Linked DNA regions of Homo sapiens: region 2 is linked to region 1. The links are chromatin contacts, found by Hi-C or POLR2A ChIA-PET in ENCODE. All regions are on one chromosome and are shown on one strand. Each heading gives the region's core, a stretch centred on a gene start or an enhancer-like site at or near the end of the contact. The rest is flanking DNA. Distances are from core to core; before and after follow the strand shown. Region 1 holds the start of FLYWCH2 (FLYWCH family member 2). Region 2 holds the start of UBALD1 (UBA like domain containing 1).

Region 1 (3,774 bases), core at 769-3,268:
CTCCTGCCTCAGCCTCCGGAGTAGCTGGGACTACAGGCGCCTGCCACCACGCCTGGCTAATTTTTTGTATTTTTAGTAGAGACGGGGTTTCACCGTGTTAGCCAGGATGGTCTCGATCTCCTGACCTCGTGATCCGCCCTCCTTGGCCTCCCAAAGTGCTGGGATAACAGGCGTGAGCCACCGCGCCCGGCCGAAATGTACACTTTAAATGGGTAAATTGCACGGTATGTGAATTATCTCAATAAAGTTGTTAAATATTCAGAAAAAGGTAAATTGAGTCTATGAACATATGAACAGCAGTTCCCCAATGTCACTATCCCTAAGAATCACCCGGAGTTTTTTTTTTGTTTTTGTTTTTTAGACGGAGTATCGCTCTTGTCGGCCAGGCTGGAGTGCAGTGGCGCGACCTTGGGTCACTGCAACCTCTGCCTCCCGGGTTCAAGCCTTTCTCCTGTCTCAGCCTCCCAAGTAGCTGGGATTACAAGCGTGCACCACCACACCCGGCTAATTTTGTATTTTTAGTTGAGACGGGGTTTCTCCATGTTGGTCAGGCTGGTCTCGAACTCCCGACCTCAGGTGATCCACCCTCCTTGGCCTCCCAAAGTGCTGGGATTACAGGCGTGAGCCACCGCGCCGGCCCCGACTAATTTTTGTATTTTTTTTTTTTTTTTTTTAGTAGAGACGGGGTTTCACCATGTTAGTCAGAATGGTCTCTATCTCCTGACCTTGTGATCTGCCTGCCTCGGCCTCCCAAAGTGCTAGGATTACAGGCGTGAACCACCGCGCCCGGCCTGTGTTGCTTTAAGCCACCTTATTTGTTAGGACAGCAACAGGAAACTAATACAAGGTTCAATCCCTCACTGACGATGTTCTGGACGACAGGACCCCTGCCTGGTGCCTCATGGTGGACCCACAGAATCATCTTCATACGCACGGGGGAGAAACATCACTAATGTCCACCAGCACCGGCATCCTCAGCCGCGAGGACAAATCCCTTACCCTCCCAGCAGGTTTCATCTGCGTAACGGAAATAGTGGTGAATTTATCAGGGGCTGTTAATAGATGACAGGCAAGGGTGAAGTCATCGCAAAAGTTCCCAGACGATATGGACAGCTGCTCCCCAATAATTACTGCTCCACGCAGTCCACAGCGGGGCTGTTATTGACCCCGACAGGATGACGGGACACTAAGGTGTGCAGTACACGTCCTCACAGGGAGATTTAAAAAACCGGCAGTGACCCCTGCCCCAAGAAGGCCAAGAACTGCTACTCTAAGGTGTGCAGCGCGGAGCTTCCCCACCATGGCAATTTCAGCCATGGCAGCTCCTTCCCCTAATCACCAGGGCTCAGAATCTTTATTTCACTCCTTTACCCAATGCAATTGGCATCAAACGCGGGCTGGGCTGCGCCCAAATGGTCCCAGCTCCCCGGCTCTCTCCTCTCTCAAGAATACCCACACCCTGAGGCCCCGAGTGTCTCCCCCGCCCCAGTATCTCACGCCTCCAACTCGCTGCCGTCCCTGCAGGGACCTCCCGAGCTGCAACCGTGGGACGAGGCCGGCGGGGGTTGGGGGGTGCCGGGAAGGCAGCGCTGGGCGCGGCGGACACGGCCAGGGACCGGCGGGCGAGTGCGGACCTCCTTCGTGTGGGGGTGTTGAGGCTTTGGACAAGGGACTGGAGGGGGTGGGGAAGGAGGGGCGAGAGGCAAAGAGGGAATCGCGGGAGACCCCACAGGAGGCGGCCTGAGCACCAGGACGCGGACCCCTCCTCAGCACCCGCAGCCCTCGGGACCCCCGAGAGAGCCGGGCCGGGGACTCGTCCATGCCGAGGACGCAGGACCCTCCCCGCCCGCCAGGGCCCGTCCTCACCGACGACAGCGGTGCCCTCCCTCTCCGGCGACAGCGCCGCGGCGGGTCCCTCAGCCTCCGCGCCAAGGGCCCCAGCCTCAGCTCGCGCTGTTACCTCAAGCCGGGGTCACAGCGCGAGCATGCGCAGCAAGGCCGCGGGTGCCCTGTCTTCTGGCTGGGGCCGCTCCTCCGCGTCTTGCCCGTGCGGCGTAGAGCTGGCGTCCGGCCAATCGGAGGGCGGAGGCGGGGCCAAAATTCAGTAAGGGGGCGGGGACACCCGGGATTGAGTGTCGCCGTCAGGGGCGGAGCCTCGGGGGACCTGCGGCCTGGATCCGGGTTGCGGGCGAGGTTATCCCAGCACCAGTGGGTTGGGCTTCACTGCGACCCCCGGGCTTCCTCACGGATTTGACTCCGGCTCTCTGCGGGGAAAACTGGAGCATTTGTTTAAAGGTTTTGCTCTCCCCCGTCGCGATACCGAGCGTGCGGAGGGAAGGTGTTTAGGCTCATGGAAGCCACTGCCTTGCTTTAAGCTCTGCATCCTTGACGACGCAGCAGCCTCATCCGCGCCATTGGTCCAGCCCTCGTCTATTAGTTTAGCCCCTGCCCATTGGTCCAGCCCTCGCCCAATAGTCCCGCCCTCTCTCTGTAGTTCAGCCCCTGTCCATTCATCCTTTCTCGTTATTGGTCCAGCCCTGGCCCATTGGGCCCACCCGTGCCCACGGGCCCCGCCCTCTCCGTGCCCAACCACGTTCACCCGGCCCAAGGGGTGCCCGGGACACTCGCCATCCTCCAGCCACCCACTGCAGTGGGACTGGGCTGGGTCCGGGCACAGGGAGCTGTGGGGCCCTGGGCGCTGCTTTCCTGGGACACTTGGCTGCAGCGTCCAGAGCGGCCCCCGCACAGCCCCCTAGGCTCACCGCGGCTCTCCCAGCCCCGCGGGGTCGCCCCCACTACCCCGGCCACCTTGGTCCCCCTAAGCCTGGCTCCGCGCCCCGCCCCCCTCGCTCTAAAGCGGCCGCTGAATGTGCCACCGCCCCAGGGCTCCAGGGTCCAGGTCGAGATCCTCTGGGGCCTCCCGCACCTTCCGCCTTCTCACGTCCGAATGCCAGCGTCGCTGCACGCCCTTCCTCTGCCCTGCCCCTCCCGGCCCTGGCTCTGCAGGTCTCTGAATCCCACCGTGGACTCCGCTACCAAGGCTCCCGCTGCCCCCATCCCACTATCCTATCTCCCCGGGCATTGTCTGGTGTCATTCAAGGCCTTTGTGCTTTTTTTTTTTTTTTAGAAACGAGAATTGCGCTCTGTCGCTCAGGCTGGAGTGCAGTGGCGTGATCTCGGCTCGCTGCAACCTCTGCCTCCCGGGTTCAAGCAATTCTCATGCCTCAGCCTACTGAGTAGCCGGGATTACGGGCGCCCGCCACCACGCCCGGCTAATTTTTGTACTTTTAGTAGAGACGGGTTTCACCATGTTGGCCAGGCTGGTATTGAACTTCTGACCTCAGGTGATCCACCCGCCTCGGCTTCCTAAAGTGCTGGGATTACAAGAGTGAGCCACCGTGCCCAGCTACCTTTGTGCATTTATTTGCTGTTATCTATTAATCATTCACAGACTACTGGTTGTTTTTAACTTGATGATGTTATAAATATCTTTGTATATGAATCTCTGATGTCAAAGATTTTTTTTTTTTTTTTTTGAGATGGAGTCTCGCTCTGTCGCCCAGGCTGGAGTGCAGTGGCGTGATCTCTGCTTATTGCAACCTCCGCCTCCCGGGTTCAAGCGATTTTCCCGCCTCAGCCTCCCAAGTAGCTGAGATTACAGGCACCGGTAATCATGCTTAATTTTTATATTTTTGTAGAGATGGGATTTCACCATGTTGGCCAGGCTGGTATCAAACCGGAGTTACCTCCGGTGATCTGCCCACCTCGGCCTCC
Region 2 (3,774 bases), core at 361-2,860, 1.7 Mb before region 1:
TAAACACCGCCCGGTCGCCCCGCCCCCGGCTCCGCCCCCGGCCTCCCCGGCCCAGCGCCCGCCCCCGCCGCCTCTTCATTGGGCGACCAGCTTTGTTTACCTTATATGGCCAGGTCCTAACACCCCGAGGCTGTCCATTGGTCGAGGCACGACCTCACTCAGCTGACGTCACCGGGACCAAACGATGCAAATAAACCGAGGCATTCTGGGAAAGGGAGTTTGGGGCCGCTCCGGAACTGGCTCTGCCGGGCCTTGGCGCCCGCCCGCTAAGGGCCGAGATTTCCGGCAAAGAGCACGAGATTTTGCGTGGGAAAGCGGGAGAACTGCTGGGAGGGGGACCCCGAAGCACCAGAGGCTGCTGGCCCCGCCAGCCTGTCCCAGGCGCCGTCCAGAGGGTCATGGGGCTACAGTGGGGCAGGCCCAGAGCCAGGCTAGGAAGGACCCATGCCACGAGTGGGCGATGAGAGATTGAGTGAGGAGAGCTAGGAGGCTAGCTATAGGCGGTGACGTGCGGCGGAGCTTTTAAGTGGCTCATTCATTCATTCACTGAACGAGTATTTGTCGGCGCCTACAGTGTGCCGGGCCTTTCAGCCTAGACCAGCCGATTTGGGCCAAAATTCCTAGAGACCCCTCTCTTAAGGGCGTGCCTACTATTTAACACAGAGCGATGCCAATCACAGAGGGGTTCAGGGTCCCTAGGTCTTAGCAAAGACGCCTGTGGCCCGGCGTTTGCGCCCATGCACAGATCTGTATGCCCCACCTTGGGACCCCAATTCGTGCCAGAGCAGGGGCACGGGTGCCACCGAGAGCAATGAGGGCGACATGGACGTGCCTGGCTCTGGTCACGGTCTGGACAGCTGCGCACAGTAGGCACTTAGCGTTCAGTCACAGTCCCCGGGGCATGGCAAAGACGTCTGTGGCCTGGCGTTTGCGCCCATGCACAGATCTGTGGCCCCGGCCTCTGGGCTCCTAATTCCCGCCAGAGCAGGGGCGTGGGTGCCACCGAGAGCAACGAGGGCGACGTGGACGTGACTGGCTCTGGTCCCAGCTCAGGCGCCTGCACACATTAGGCACTCAGTTTTCAGACACCGTTCCTGGGCCTTGGCAAAAACGCCTATGCACGAACCTGAGGCCCCCGCCTGCGGACCTCCATCCGTGCCAGAGCAGGGGCCGGGTGCCACCCAGAGCAACGAGGGCGACGTGGACTCCCCCAACCCTGGTCACGGCCCGGGCATCCACACACAGTAGGCGCTCACAGTTCAGACACGGTCCCCAGGCCTTGGCCAAGATCCTGTGGTCAGGCATTTGCGCCCATGCACAGACGTGGCCCCCGCCAGCGGACCCCCATCCGTGCCAGAGCAGGGGCACGGGTGCCACCGAGAGCAACGAGGACGACGTGGACGCGCCCGGCTCGGGTTACGGCCCGGACATCCGCACAGCGGGCGCTCGGTGCTCAGACACGCCCCTTCCCGGGCTTCGCGTCCCCTAGGGTGCCGGCCCCGCTCCCCCGGGGCGCCCGGCGCACCGTGGGGACTACATATCCCAGCATGCCGCGGCGCCGGCGGAGCGAGGCGAGGCGCGGTGAGTCAGAGCCGCACAGTAAATATTTGTATTAGCCGGAGCCGGCTCGCTAATGGTGGACGCGTGAGGCGGAGGCGCGGGCGGAGGAGGGAGGCCGGAGCGGGCAGCGCGGCGGCGCCATGTCCGTGAACATGGACGAGCTCAAGCACCAGGTCATGATCAACCAGTTCGTGCTGACGGCGGGCTGCGCGGCCGACCAGGCGAAGCAACTGCTGCAGGCGGCCCACTGGCAGTTCGAGGTGCGCGGCGCCGGAGCCGGGCGAGGGCCGGGGCCACGGGCGGAGTGTGTCCCGCGTGGCCGCCGGGCGGGGGCGGACGGCGTGGACGCGTGCCGGCTGTGCGCCCCCTCCGGGCCGCAGACCCGACCCGCTTTCCCGACGGCGGTGCCCGGCGTCCGGATCCCAAGGGCTCGCGGCGGGCGGAGGTGGGAACCGGGCCACCGGTCGGGGATACGCCGCCCCCGCGGGGCCGCGAGTCCCCCGGGATCGAGACGGGGACCCCCCCCACCCCTTTTGTCCGGGTAACGGCCGAGGGCCGGGCGGCCCCGCGGTGCAGACGGACAGTCGGGCGGGCGGCCGGAAGGAGGACGCCCCAGGCCTCGGCAGAGCTGGGCCGGAGGGCGGAGCCGCTCCGGGCGAGTGGTCCGAGGGTCCGCGTGCCTGGTGGGCGGTCGGCGGCGTGCGCACACGTCCATGTGCATTTGTGTTTACGCACGCACCGCGCCACGGCGTCGGCCGGGCACCGGGGAGGTGGCGGACCTGCGGGCACGTTGGCGCGCGTGTGAACGCGCAGCCCCCTGGTGCGTTTGGTGTGTGATCAACGCGTACACATGTGGCGGGTGTGCAGATGCCGCCCGTGCCCGGCACGGTGTGATGTGTGTACACGGCCTGGAGTGTAGGGGTGGCGTGTCGGAGCCCCACACTACACCACAGGGATGAGCGTGTATCCCCTTCAGAGGTGTGCCTGGGGACTCCGTGTGCGCGACTAGGTGCTCTCCTGGGGCTGGCAGGGGCATCTGTCCCTTTACCGGTGCAATGGGGAGGGTGCACACGGTTCACCAGCTTTCGGGCTAGCTGGGTAGGAGGTGATGCTGCCCCGGTCTGGCACCCACTCCCCCGGGCCTCTCCTAACCCATAGGACAGTAGTGCTCCTGGCTTGTGCTGCCCAGAGGCTACCTGGCTTTCCCTAATTCACCGACCCCAGGATTAACCCCATGGTGGTTGGTATCAGGGGATGAGGCCAGAGCCCTTTGAGCTGTGCCCCTCACAGGGGTAGGGTCATGGCCTCAGCCATCCCGGTACCATCTGTGCCCAGCCGGGGACTGGGAACCTGGTTTCTCCATGAGGAGCCATCCCAGGGCCTGCAGGAGGGACTAGAAGCCAGAGGACTCTGAGGCTCCGCTTCCTGGGGACTGCAGGGGGATCAGAATGTCCCAAGCTTGGGACAGTCTGGGAAGGCAGTGGCCATCCCATCCAGATGAGTACATCCCTCTCTCCTTGCCTACTTCCCTCCTACCAGCCGTCGCGGAGGCCACTGATCCTGTGTGGTGTTCACCCCAGGACGTGGGAGGCTGCTCTGTCCCTCTGGCCTTAGTTTCCACATCTGTATGGTGGGGTTGGGGGGCATGAGTCAGCTTCTGTTGGCCAGCTTACTGCCCCCTGTGCCCCAAGGCAGCCCCACCCGGAGGAAGCTCCCTGCTTCCCTCCTGGTCTCCACAGCCCTCATCAGCCCTGTTTGTGTCAGGGGCTGGATGTGGCAAAACTTGCAAAACCGCATTCATGGCAGTTACACATCTGCACGCAGGGTTCCCTCGCTGCCTGGGGCTGGGCAGGTAGGTGTCCGGTGGGAAGCGGGCCCTGCCTGCAGGACTCAGCCCAGCCCTCAAAACCTGGCACCCAGCTGGCACCCAGGCCACATCCCTCAGCGGCACAGTTAATTGAAAATGCAGCTTTGAGGAGTGCAATGTCTGGGGAAAGACTGTTCCCAGAGGGGCAGGAGCATCTGGGGCCTCTGGTGGCTCCCAGGGTCCCCATGGGAGGAGCCCTGTGCCCTCCACTCCCAAGTCTCAGTTGTGCCATCTGTAAAGTGGGGGCCGCCAGGGAGGCTGGAGGAAGGTGACGGGACTTCAGGCCTTGGAATGGGGCTGAGTGAGGGGTTCACATGGCCACCCCATCCCTCTCCACGCTCCACCCG

What was found. A loop is a pair of places that touch in the nucleus more often than their neighbours do. ChIA-PET counts read pairs that join two places held with the same protein, here RNA polymerase II (POLR2A). Pooled maps may share reads with other maps.
Region 2: a loop to region 1 is called in a map of naive thymus-derived CD4-positive, alpha-beta T cell, with 20 times the contacts of the local background. The contact joins the promoter of UBALD1 here to the promoter of FLYWCH2 in region 1. A Hi-C loop is called at or near these places in 1 of 168 maps with a recorded cell type or tissue (naive thymus-derived CD4-positive, alpha-beta T cell) and 6 of 50 pooled maps. POLR2A ChIA-PET finds 5 or more read pairs at or near these places in 1 of 52 experiments (B cell).

Annotation. Positions count from the first base shown.
Region 1 is chr16:2,881,459-2,885,232 of GRCh38, reverse strand. It overlaps FLYWCH2 (FLYWCH family member 2), which reads right to left and starts at 2,018. Exons shown (of 4, transcript NM_138439.3): 1 at 1,867-2,018. RefSeq lists silencers at 1,583-1,642, 1,733-1,902, 2,403-2,872 and an enhancer at 2,601-3,101.
Region 2 is chr16:4,612,724-4,616,497 of GRCh38, reverse strand. UBALD1 (UBA like domain containing 1) reads left to right here and starts at 1,610. Exons shown (of 3, transcript NM_145253.3): 1 at 1,610-1,820. The coding sequence starts at 1,701. RefSeq lists silencers at 1-106, 1,350-1,589, 1,930-2,029, 2,070-2,179, 2,260-2,429 and enhancers at 157-416, 254-825, 826-1,398.